Regions from separate parts of the Mus musculus genome. Here region 2 is linked to region 1. Evidence: chromatin loops called from intact Hi-C (ENCODE). Cell type or tissue: left cerebral cortex. All regions are shown on one strand. Each heading gives the region's core, and the rest is flanking DNA. Links, peaks and the distances in the headings are about the cores only. Region 1 overlaps Ivns1abp (influenza virus NS1A binding protein). Region 2 holds the start of Odr4 (odr4 GPCR localization factor homolog).

Evidence for each region. Peaks named below come from ENCODE experiments on the same cell type or tissue, not always from the same donor. Only the 100,000 strongest peaks of a DNase experiment are listed, where the experiment ranks them.
Region 2: a loop joins it to region 1, with 5 times the contacts of the local background. A loop is called at or near these places in 2 of 42 quality-filtered maps.

Annotation. Positions count from the first base shown.
Region 1 is chr1:151,345,792-151,352,330 of GRCm38, forward strand. Ivns1abp (influenza virus NS1A binding protein) reads left to right here. Exons shown (of 15, transcript NM_054102.2): 2 at 3,585-3,812; 3 at 5,190-5,318; 4 at 5,763-5,932; 5 at 6,039-6,114. The coding sequence starts at 5,208. It also overlaps the pseudogene Gm10138. Among named protein-coding and RNA genes, the nearest start is that of Ivns1abp, 4.6 kb to the left of the region's middle. In left cerebral cortex, for the core only: a CTCF peak has its summit at 2,720; no DNase peak of the experiment used is centred there; H3K4me3 peaks cover 37 bases.
Region 2 is chr1:150,389,389-150,395,927 of GRCm38, forward strand. It overlaps Odr4 (odr4 GPCR localization factor homolog), which reads right to left and starts at 3,667. Exons shown (of 14, transcript NM_145511.2): 1 at 3,302-3,667; 2 at 848-968. The coding sequence starts at 946. Tpr (translocated promoter region, nuclear basket protein) reads left to right here and starts at 3,450. Exons shown (of 52, transcript NM_133780.3): 1 at 3,450-3,625; 2 at 3,968-4,270; 3 at 5,811-5,915. The coding sequence starts at 3,556. In left cerebral cortex, for the core only: a CTCF peak has its summit at 3,693; DNase peaks (open chromatin) are centred at 3,439 and 3,766; H3K4me3 peaks cover 2,340 bases; H3K27ac peaks cover 1,778 bases.

The sequences.
Region 1 (6,539 bases), core at 1,573-4,072:
GCTCTGGAAGTAAGAGCACACAAGCCGCACGGACTAAATCACCTTAGCCATATTTTCTTTAATTTTAACACCAGTGGTTGACTTAGGAAAAAAATAACTAAGAAAATAGTTTCAGGTTGAATCCTGCTAAGTCTTTAATATCTTTAAAATGTTAAAGGACTTATTTGTAAGCCTGGATGTAAACATTGACTGGGTAGAACTGGATTGAAACCAATATGCTGTAATGCCACCTAGCAGGCATTATATCAAACCCACACTTTGGTGGCTTCCTTGCAGGGAGGCCTGGGGTGGCTTTCTTTTGATTTCCTAATTAGTGAAATCTTGAGTTAATTAATAGATTCCCATTTCTGTAGCCTTTGTCTTAATTTATAGTTGCCTTCTAACTTTGTCTTTTCCAAAGACAGCATTTCACGCTTTATTTTAGTTATTGGTGGGAGGTTGACCTTGTTTTTGCATTTCTTGTTTGGATGTTTTAAGTGCCATATAAATTTAGTTTTTCAAAAAAGTTTCTTGACTGTCTTGGCCAGTGATATTAATGTGACTTACCCCAGAGGGTTTTTTGTTGTTTTTGTTCGTTTGTTTGGTTGGGTTTTTGTTTGTTTGTTTTTGTTTTCTAGCTTTTTAGCAGTTTGATGGTATAGTCAGATGCTGCAGGTAGGAATTTTTGAAGGTTGAGCATATTCCTACCTTCTGTTGGTGTTAAAAGTATTATTGGAGTGATTTCTGGTTCAGTTACCACTGTGTTAATGTTTCTAGCCCTGTAACAGTACTCTTTACACTTCTGATGTCAGCCTGGATATCCAAAAGTACCTCAGCATTAGAACATCCCAGTCTTGCTTCTTTTTTCTTTCTTATTCTAAAAGTGGCATGTTGATAGTGGTGCGCCCATGTTAAGATGCCTTCAGCCCTCACTCAGCGCCTTAGTTGAAGACCAAGTCAGCATGGGTGTGTCTAATCTTCATTAAATGTCTCCATGTTCTTTCCAGGCATGCCCCCACCACACCTTCTCTAACACCCTTTTGTCAAACCTTCATCTGGTCTCCATACTTAGCATTGTTTAAACCTTAAAATAAGTTGGTAATTTCCGCTTCACCGTGTACCATGTGCATCCTGCAGTCTACCTTCTATTGAAACCAAAACAGCCACAGTTTCTGGACTCTGTGCTGCCATGTCTTATCTTCCTCTTTGCCTGAGCCGGTTTCTCTGCTTTATCCGCCTCTACGGTATCTAAGGCTGCAGAAACTGAGCTAACTCCATTTTGTTCTAAGTTTTTTTATTCCAGTATGTGTCTGCCATGTTTAGAATCACAAGTGTCTGTAGCTTGTGGTTAAGTGTTTGCTTGATATGCTTGAGCCCCTGGGTTTAGTCCAACACTGGGGAGGGAATTCTTAAATTACTAAGTGATTGACTTCTTTGGAAAAAATTACCTTGAAACTTAAATATTTGTGGTTTACCTTAGCAATGTTTGAAAATGTGATGTTTCCTTTTGCTTAGCAGAGGGTGGGAAATGATACGCTGTTCTCACAGCTCTGTAAGACCCGCTGGATTATATTTCACTTAGGCTAATCTTCTGGGCTATAGTAACTCTTGAATACCAAATAGTAAGTCCCCTGTCTTCCATTTCTTCTACCAACCACACTAAGGAACTGAAATGTCTTTAGCAGTATATATTCATTTTCACACCAGTTTCAGTGTTAAAAATGGATTGGCTCAAACAGTATTTTAAATACAAAAAGTACATTTTATATTCTTATATGACTTAGGGATGTTTGAGCCTTGGTCTGGCTTTTGAAAGATAAAATTTCCCCCATTTTAAAATATCATTAGTTACTGTGCATAAGTTTTATATATGAAATAAGAAACATGAAATTTGAGAATACTTTAAGTTTTTAAAAAAATTTTATGTAGTGTGGCTATTTTGTCCAGAAGGCATCTGATATACCCAAGCTTATCTTAATGAAAGTAAACATGAACTTTTAAAAACAAGTTTGTATTAATTTAAAGGTCATTTGGACTTGGCTAGCTTTTTAGAGTTGTAACAATGGGTAGGTATTACTGATAAAGGCGAAATTCATATTAAAATCTTTGCTAGACAGTCTCATGTAGCCTCAGTCAGCCTTGAAACTTACTATGTAACTCAAGTGGGCTTTGAACTCTTAATCTTCCCATCTCACTCCTAAGTGCTAGGGATATTGGCTTGTGTGCCCATTTCATATGTTAAAATTGTAGTAAGCAGAAAGTCAGATATTAAATAAAAAGACCTTATTTCTCAAAATTGAAAGCAGTATTGTAGTGTACATATTGTACAAGTGCATATGCCAGAATTACCCCAAACAGTCTCTACAAAGTTTTTCTCTTAAAGACTATAGTAATTTTACTCCTACCCCAATAAATCTAAGTTAGAGCATCCAAGCTATCAAAATAATAAATATTTCACCTTCTAAAGGACCAGGTTTCAATTTTTTTTTTAAGATTTATTTATTTATTATATGTAAGTACGCTGTAGGTGTCTTCACACACTCCAGAAGAGGGCGTCAGATCTTGTTACAGATGGTTGTGAGCCACCATGTGGTTGCTGGGATTTGAACTCTGGACCTTCGGAAGAACAGTCGGGTGCTCTAACCCACTGAGCCATCTCACCAGCCCCAGGTTTCAATTTTTAGCATCATGTAGCTGGTCACACTGTAACTCCAATTCCAGCATATTCATTGCCTCCTTTTGGCCTCCGAGGGCACTGCATACATGATAAACAGACATGTACAGGCAGAACTCAAGTTTAGAATGTTTATAAATCTCCAGTATGGTCTCTGTATGTACATGGTATGGGATTACCTGTTTTCAGAGAACATTTGTTTTGTTAAAACTAGTTTTGTAAGAAAAGATAAGAAATTATAAAGCAGAAGAAATCAACATCATAGCAGTGTAATAGAGTTGATACAGTTTTTGTTTTTAAGATGGTCATGCAACACAGGCTGCCCTTTAAAATGACCAAGGCAGAGGATCGGCCTGGAAGCTGAGCACAGAACAGCAGTTCTGGACAATTGTGCGTGACTTCAGAGAGGTTCTGAGTGTGGGGCCCGGGGAACTGGCGAAGGCTCCACAGCTAAAGGAGTTCACCTGTCAGGAGTCGCCTTAAGGATTTTCCAGCTAGAAAGGCAGCATGAAACAAGGGCAGGGTTAAATGCCAAGCACACCTTGGGCAGTGGGGTATCTGGCTTATAGCATATATGTGTCTGGGAGGAGTGCCCAAAGGTGCTTTCCTGGCTCCTAGAGCAAACATCGGGTGTTTTCATGGTAGCTGGAATCTAATAGTAAATACTTTTACAGTTAATATTTATATTTGTCCTTTACTTCCTAGGCTAGTATATCCTTCTTTAATAATAAGAAAGGATTTTTTTAAAGAAATCACTGAGTACTTGTATGTTAAATAAAAAGGAGTTGTTAATAGTTTGTTTTCTTAATGTAATGTGAATATTTTTTGCCTTTTACCTCAAAGAATAACTTATTTTATATGACCTATTCTACCTACATGAATGGCAGACTGATTCTTCCAAATATCTAACTTAGATATGCTATTTTTACAGATTATGATGCATGATTATCACAGAAGAAATTCATGTCTATAGCTTTTAAGGACTTGATTACATCATTTTCAAGCCTGCTAGTTTTGGAACCACCATTAAAGCCTAAGACATCTCCCTTCAGTCAGCCACCTTTCTTCACACTGTAACGAAGTGCTTTGTTTCAACACTCCTTCTTTGTCTTTGGATCATTTGCGTTCTCAGTGACACATTTCTCTTCAGTAATTGTTGGTAAGTGAATATTCTGCATATTTAGCAGTAACTTTGTTTGGGGTGTGAGCTGGCTCAGTGAGAAGAGGCACTTTTCTGCAGAAGCCTGGCAACGCACATTTGATCCTTGGGAACACTGGTAGAAGGAAGAATTAAACAAAGTTGCCTCTGACTTCCACACACCCTAGGGCTGGGGCATGCTTCCCCAACTTAATAATAAATACCATTTTTTTAAAGACACGGGTTTTCTGAAAACTGTACTGAGTATAGACTCTATCTCAATGTTTAAATGGTCAGAGAGATCCTAACCATTTGGCTATGAAAACTTTCTTTTTAACAGTGTGTGGGGTGGGGGAAGGGGCGGTCTTTCCTTTTTCCTTGTGGGTCCTTGGGTCTTGAACTCAAGTCCTCAGGCAAGGTGGTAAGTACACGACCTGTTTAGTGCCCATCTTGCAGGCACCTAACAAGCATCTTTATCATTTTTAAAAATTTTTTAATTAAAATTTGATTTTTTTCTTTCCTCCTTTAGTATTCCTTTTTGTGTATTCTGACTTTTAAGTTACTTTAAACTGAATCTCTTACTCTTACTCATTTAGTATAAGTTACTGGTTTATAAGTTAAGTTAAAAACTTGTTTTGAGAACAATAGGCTGGAGATGTAGCTCAGTGGTTGTGTTTACCTAGCATATTTGAAGCCCTTGGTTCTGTTCCCAGTGTTGTATATAGGAAATGGTGTCTTTACAAAGAATTTTAGTTTTCCAGGGCTGGGAGTATGTGCCTCTGATAAGGAAGGGGGATTGAGTTCAGGGCCAGTCTCAGCTGGGTTCTGAATTGAAGGCCAGACTGGGCTATATGAGATGTCTCAAGTGAACATTGGTTTAATTTTGAGAGTAACGGATGGACAGCAGCCAAATCCCTACATGCCTCTCTTAAGCCGCTTGCTGTATAGGTTTGGAAAGAGAAAGATTTCATTTTCCTTCCTTCCGGAGGAATGCGTGTTTGACCTGGAAACCAGGTTTAGGTTGTTGAGATGCTCACTACTGGGTGATGGTTACAAAGTCATAGGATCAAAGTCAGGCTGAGGTCATCCGTATCCTGGACCAGTGTTGTTTGAGCTAGGATTTTGTGCAATAAATGTTTTGGTGTGTTGGTAGGATAGAATTTGGGTATGTTTGAAAAATACATAACATTCTTTTTTGAAACAATGGTTTACTGTGTACTGTGATTGTCCTTGACTTTACTGTCTTGTGTATGACCAGGCAGGCCTCAAACTCAGGAATCTACCCGCCTCTTTCCCAAGTGCTGAGATTAAAGGTGTGACTCACCATACCCTGCTTGAAAAATTTTAAGAACTATTTACATGTAAAATAACTTAGCTTTCTTTTTTTTTTCTGTTTAGCCAAATTTATAAGGAAAAATGATTCCCAATGGATATTTGATGTTTGAAGATGAAAATTTTATTGAATCATCTGTTGCCAAATTAAATGCCTTGAGGAAGAGTGGGCAGTTCTGTGATGTTCGACTTCAGGTATTTAAAACTTAATTCATGACCTTTTGTTACTAAAAAAGTAAACTCATAAAACCATAAGTTGTGCCCCCACCCCCTAAACAGGCAATTAATGAGATGACTAGGGGGTTTTTTGTTGTTGTTGTTTTGTCTTGTTTTTTGAGATCTTATTTTTTTACGTGTATGGGTGTTTTGCCTGCATGTATGACTTGTACCACATGCCACATGTGTGCAGTGCTGTGGAGTTGAGAAGACGGGTAGGATTCCCTGGAACTGGATTTACAGGTGGTTAGGAGCTACCATGTAGGTGCTGGTCCCATGGAAGAGCAGCCAGTGCTCTTAACCATTGAGCCAACTTTCTAGCGGTGAGATGACTTTTAACTAGAACTGTGAGACAGAGGAAGCTGGTATGTTGAGTGCATAGTCAGCAAGACTTCTTTCTCATTTTGGTTTTCATTATTTCAGGTCTGTGGCCATGAGATGCTAGCACACAGGGCAGTCCTGGCTTGCTGTAGCCCCTATCTATTTGAAATCTTCAATAGTGACAGTGACCCTCATGGAGTTTCTCATGTGAAGTTGGATGATCTCAATCCAGAAGCTGTTGAAGTCTTGCTGAATTATGCATACACGGCTCAGTGAGTGCCTTCAAATGAACCAGAACATCAAGTACCGAGTGTCTGGATGTGAAAAGCCTGGTCATAACTACAAAAACTCCCCCCCCCCCCCTTTTTTTTTAAATAGGTTGAAAGCTGATAAGGAATTAGTAAAAGATGTTTATTCTGCAGCCAAGAAGCTGAAGATGGACCGAGTCAAGCAGGTAGCGTATTACACATTGTGAAAGTAGTATACTGGCAAGGTGTTCTGAGGGGTTAGGATGTAGAAATTATCACAAAACATCTAATTAGGCCCAAGATTTAGAGTTTCAGTCCCTTCCCATCTTGGGTGAGCATGTTGTTTTGACCTTTTGGTAACAAGGAAGGAAAACCTGTCCTCTTGACTGACAGTCTCTCTCAGTGAAGATTCCATTCAATATTTTTGTATTTAAGCTACTTGTATATTTTTCTATGATGATTATGATGATGATGACAAGATAGTATTGGGAAATCAAGTTACATAAAATGCTACATCTCTGATGGGTATGTTTAATTTTGATAGTATGTTAAATAGCATTACTTACATTGTCAGATCACTACACAGAACTGTCGCTTGGCCTTGACATGAACCTTTCTGGCTTGGGCATAA
Region 2 (6,539 bases), core at 2,745-5,244, 960 kb before region 1:
TCTATTGAAGTGTATTCCTAAGATATCTGGTAAGAAGAATAGAAATGTCCAATGAGCCTAAGATAGTTTTAAGAGCACGTGCAGTTAGATAAACTGTCCATCAAGTGAACATGTCAGAAAAAAAAATCTTATACCTATGCATTAAATTAATCAGGTGGATTATGGGGAAGGACATGTAGATTGGGGAAATGAGTATCAGACTTTATCTAACCTAACAACCAAAATGGACAACCACTCAACCTGCATTCTTAAAGGCGAGAATGCCCATCTTTTGAACCCCATAAAACTAAGTCACAAACATAATTTGGGCACTACCTCCCTCATGTGGCCTGCAGTGCATCTGGATTCCTGCTTTGTTCCTTACAAAGTTATCTTGCCACGTTTGCAAATGTGAGTCCTTATTTCCAATTATTTGGATAAGAGGCCAAGAACTTGGAAAGAACTGATCCTGCCTTTGACCACTCTGACAACCACCAGTAACACGGGGGATGAAACTTAGAGCGCTATTTACATATGCTGGGCAAGTACCAGCTGAGCTGTGTATCCGGTCCAAAACACAAAGAAAGCAAAATGTAAATCATGTGGTCAAGGAAGGCTTAAACTGTGACCTTCTGACATTACAAGTTACTTTCAAAGTACCAAAGGGAAAAATAATCATACTTATTCAAGTTTCAACCAGATTTCCTACTCTTTCAAATGTTAACTCAAAGATCCACTTTAGGTTAACTATTTAAGATTCTGTCCCGTCCACATCACAACTTTGAATTTACTAGTAAATCGTATATATAATTGAAACTAATGAGTAATTTGTTTTTATCAACCTGCAGAGTAGCAGACATATACATACCTGTCCTATCAAAAGACCAGAGACAAAAGGTTTTCCCTGGAGGTTGATGCTTGAAAGATACTGGCCAACAGTCTCTTCTACAATGTAGGTTCTTCCCATTATAGACAGCCAATTCAACAGCCTAAATTGCAAGAAATAAAAGTTAGCATTTTGGGGGGAAAAGCGATTTCTGATGTTTTAGCATTGGTGGACAGGCAATAGAACAAAAAGAGTGGCCCATTCCCAAAACTCTCCTATTTCTTGCAGTGATCATTTATAAAATAAGGCATTCTTTTCTGTACAACTAAAATGCAGCTTTGGAAATCTTTTTTTTTTTTAATTTTTTAAATTTATTTTATTTATGTGAGTACACTGTCGCTGTCTTCAGACACACCAGAAGAGAGCATCAGATCTCATTACAGATGGTTGTGAGTAACCATGTGGTTGATGGGAATTGAACTTAGGACCTCTGAAAGAGCAGTCAGTGGTCTTAACTGCTGAGCCATCTCTCCAGCTCCCAGCTTTGGAATTCTTAGTACAGTGCTATAAGAAAAAACTCCCGCTGCTAGGCAGTGGTGGCGCACGCCTTTAATCCTAGCACTTGGGAGGTAGAGGCAGGTGGATTTCTGAGTTCGAGGCCAGCCTGGTCTACAGAGTGAGTTCCAGGACAGCCAGGGCTACACAGAGAAACCCTGTCAAAAAAAAAAAGAAAGAAAGAAAGAACTCCCTTGGGGCCAGAGTGGTGGCTTAACGGTTAGCAGCCCATGCTGCTTTTCCACAGAGCTTGGGTTCGGTTTCCAGCATCCAAGTCCAGAGGTGCACAAATGCCTTTAGCTGCAACTCCAGGAAATCTGACTCCCACTTCTCAAGTCTGCACACATGTAGCTTGTTCACACAAATATACACACCAAACGATAATAAATCCAAAAATCTTTTGAGAAAAGAAAAGAAGGAACAAGAGTCCCAGCCAGATATGGTGGTGCAAGCCTGGAATTGCTGTACCCTTGAGGATGAAACAGACTTGGCGCTTTGAGCTGGAGGCCAGCCAAAGCTATATAGTGAGTTCTGGGACAATCTGATCTAAAGAGTGAAACCCTGCCTGGAAAGACACAGGAAGAAAACAAAACAACAATAACAAATATAATTACCAATTGCCATGAGAAAGCAAAGTTACTTCTCACTCTTGGGATAAGGAAATAAGGATACCATTCAACACATCTAATTTCTTATTTTAGATCTACTCCTTAGCTGCATTCTCTATGACAATTTATTGGTGAACTTCGATATTCTTGTTTCTAAAATATGGAAGCTGAATTTCTGATTAGTTCATTAAGAGGAGAGAGACTCAAATTTGTTTACCCAATAGTGACTGTAAAACGACTGTTTTCTACAAATTGTGCAAGGTGGGAAGGCACAAATGTGTGATTGCTGCTATGAGACAACTCCTAATAACAGCCACTTAGGTAACCAGTCTGCAATGACAATTATCTATATTGCTTCAATTCTACACGGGACATTTTTCTAAGGACTTCACATGTATTGATATTTAATACAAATTCCTGCACGGTAAGTACTATTATTGTCGTCTCCGTTTTATACATAAAGAAATCAAAAAGAAATGTTAAATAACTCCTCCAAATGACTAAAGTAGTGAGTGTGAAAGGTGGGATTTAAGTTCTCTCAATCTGTTTTGCTTGCGGTGGCAATGATACTCAGCCCTTCAATTGAATCATTGCAGGAACATCTCCTGTTCTCATCTCCTGTCCTCTTCTTCAGCTTGTGAATTCAGTTATGAATCTCCTACTAATTTAATCCCTCCCATCCCCTTCATTAAGACAGAGCCTGACTCCTAACACAGGCTGTCCTGGAATGATAACCCCCCCACCTCTTAATCCCTGTAGCTGACACCACAGGCATGTGCTCTCCTTATTTTCAATCAAAAGGCAACAAATTCTTCCAGAAAAGTACCCAGCCATGAAACGAAGTACACGCTGATATTGCTGAGTCGTGTTCGGGAAACAGACATAGTTCTGTTACTGTGGCAAAATGACAAGTGTCTCAATAAAACTGTCCTAAAAATGTTAAAATTAAAAACGTCAACATCAGACATTTGCCTGCAATGTCATCTTACTACATAAACAACAAAATTTGATTTTTTTTCTGTTTAAAATATTAACCAGACTACTTTAATTTCGCACTAAGTCATTCGGTACCTCACACCCACAAAAGCATGTAGGTACCAGGTTTGACACTAAGCTAATCTCCTCCGAACAGGGCTTGAGTGTGCACCAGTGACTGACTGTTCCATATGGTCCCTAAATCCTTTCTTTTCTCCCCGAAAAGGAAGCTGGTGGTGCCCGGGTGCACACATATTCCTTGGCCGACTAACTTGATCTCAGAATGTGCACATGTGGCAAATAAATCCCTGGAGCTTTCTGTCAGCGAGAGAACTCGAGTTAGGGTACAAGTAGCTACCTTCAAAGGCCAGGTGCCACTCAGGTCCCCACGTCCACAGCCAATGATCTCATCAGAAAGCGACAGCAGAGACACTTCCTACTCCAAACGCGGGTCGCGGCCCCAACGGGTGCAGACTGATGACGCAAGCCGTCCCGCACCCATCTCCGCAGCTCTTCTACCCAAGCGAGGGAGGCCTGCACCCCGCCCCTCTCGGGGCACCGTTAAGATCGTGGCGGTAGCCCAGAGCCTGTCGAGACACCCTGCCGTGACCCATGACCTCTGGTGGCTCGGCTTCTAGAAGTGGCCACAGAGGAGTACCCATGACATCCCGGGGTTTTGACGGTAAGGTCGTCTTGCTCCTCCGGGATAAGGACGAGGGTGGCTGCGTACTTATGTAGCGCCCCCGCGCGGGCACTCGTCACAGCCATAGGAGGCGAGCCGGGGGCGGGGAGAAAGAAGGAAGTGGGGCGAGAGGTGCGGCCTGAGCGCGCGTAAGCGGGTGAGAAATACACTACATTTCCCAAGAGTCTCTGGGGCTGGAAACCGGTGAAATCCCCAAAAAACTGGGGCCGAGGCTGCTGTGAACTCGCTTTCCCAGCGTGCCTAGCTCCCGGTGGCTGCGTGCGCAGAGAGGGCGCGGCGGCGCGGCTCTGGCTGCACCTAACGCGGGACTCTCTTTCCCAGGGTCCCGCCGCGGGAGTCTCAGGCGGGCAGGCGCGCGAGAGACCGCGAGCGAGGCGGCGGACGGGGCGGCTCCGGCGGCTGGGCTCCGCGCTTCTCCTTGCTCCTTGGCTTCTCCTTCAGCCGCTGCGGCTGTTGCCGCGATCCCGGCCGACATGGCGGCGGTGTTGCAGCAAGTGCTGGAGCGCCCGGAACTGAACAAACTGCCGAAGTCGACGCAGAACAAACTTGAGAAGTTCCTGGCCGAGCAGCAGTCCGAGATCGACTGCCTGAAGGGGCGGCACGAGAAATTTAAGGTGGAGAGTGGTAAGTGTGGAGACGCTCTTCGCGCTCCGGTCTGGAGCTGGGGCCCGACCTCCTTTGCACGCCTGCCCTCTTCTCCCTGGTGAGGTGTTCAGGTAGCAGCTTCTCAGGCTCCATGTGCAGCGGAGGCCTTCTCTCTTCTCCCCGCTGTGTGGTTTAGATCGGGGGGCGGGGGGATCCTCCCCGATCTAAATCCACCTTCGTTTACCTCGGTTTCCTTTTACTAAGCGTAGTCTTCTGTGGAAACTCCTCAATGGGCCCACCGACAGAAACTGGAGAATTTGGCCCAGTTTGCACCAGATTTTTAGGACTATGCAATCCTAATCTAATGTTGTTTTGCTGTACTTTAAATGACAGTTAAGCGCCCCCCCCCCAGTTTGTTTGTTTTTAAACTGGATTTATAAGCCTTTACCCATTTCCCCCCTTTAGTGCCTTGTTTTAGTGTGTATAGCACCCTGTGATCTAATAATGCAGTAGATGGTCGCGATGAGGAATTTGTATACAAAAGGACGGTACTAGAAAGAGCAATGAAATGCGATAAATGAATATATGGTGGTTCTCCCAGAGCGTTGAGACTTGATAGGAAATATATAATAAAAATATCTGCTTGTACGTTCTTGTCGTTGCTTTTGTATAAGGAAATTAGAGACATAGCTTAAATATTCTTGGGAGAAAGAAAACAGTTATTTAAAAAACAGAGCCGGGCGGTGGTGGCGGCGCACGCCTTTAATCCTAGCACTTGGGAGGCAGAGGCAGTCGTATTTCTGAGTTCAAGGCCAGCCTGGTCTACAGAGTGAGTTCCAGGACAGCCAGGGCTACACAGAGAAACCCTGTCTCGAAAAAAAAAAGAAAGAAAAAACAGAATTTTTTGTCACATGTTTTGGTTTATCATTAATTGAGGGAATGGGGTCTATAGTATGGTAGATTGATTAGAAATTTCCACCTAATTTAATTTTTTTCTTCAATAAAGTGTAGTTATCAAGCAACGTTGATAAGTAAAAATATCCAGTTATTTTGTGACTCTTAAGAAGTTTGTATAATATACTGTATTCTGTTAATTAATTTACACACAGTCAATACTGAGTAATTTATATGTCCCAATAATGGGATGAAGTAGACAAATGCAGTCCCTTTTTGTGGGAAGTCTGCATGTTTATTTTTACAGAAATTTAGGCATCATTTAAATTATTTTTACATTAACCCCTTTAAAACAATGCACTTTTTAATTAAGTATTTTTATTTATTAGGTAACTTATATTTAAATGTTTAATAATCTCCTGAGATCTGGAGAAAATACAACCTTGCCTGCCTAGATGAAATTAATTTATGAACCCTCTTTTAGTCAATGTTGTCTTTATATGCCAGTTAAGAATAACAGGAAAGTCCTTTTCAGTTTTTAATCTGTTTATTAAGATTAAAATTTCCAATAGTGTATCTTAAGTTTTGCAGTCAGTATTAGAAGAAATAAACAGTGGTATTAATACTGCTTTCAAGGGCACGTGTGCATGATGTTATTCATAGTGTGTGGACTTGTCTTTTGTAGAACAACAATACTTTGAGATAGAGAAGAGGCTCTCACAGAGTCAGGAGAGGCTTGTCACTGAAACCCGGGAGTGTCAGAACTTGAGGCTGGAGCTTGAGAAGCTAAGTAAGTATTTGATTATATCTTTATAACTGTTCTTGGATGCCCAGCTACACCTTTGAAAATCACACTTGCAGGGAGCTGCCCCTCCTGGAAACAGACTTTCCAGGTAGCAAAGCCCTAAGCAGGGATACAAACAAGGTAAGAATCACCTAGCTCTCCTGCCTTCAGGCCTAGAGGCAGACTGATCACACTATGGACTCCAAAATTGTGTTGTTTACTGGAAAAACCTGTTTTTAGTTCTAGTGTGGCTCAGCCATGGCACGCACTTTTAATGTGGGAAACTTTCTGCATGAGTATTGTAAACAGGCAGAGCAAGCAACCAGCTGACAGGAAGTAAATTATAAGTAAAGTAGGATTATTAAGAAAAAAAAGAAACAGCCAGGCAGTAGTGGCACACGCCTTTAATTCCAGCACTTGGGAGGCAGAGGCAGGCAAGTTTCTGAGTTCAAGGCCAGCCTGGTTTACAGACTGAGTTCCAGGACAGCCAGGGCTACACAGAGAAACCCTATCTTGAAAAAAAACAAAAAAGAAAAAAGAAAAAAAACAGAATAAAAGGAAGTCAGGTCAGATAGAGAGGCATACAGGAAGTAGAAGGGAGGGACATTAGGTTTGAAGGAGGATTTTTTT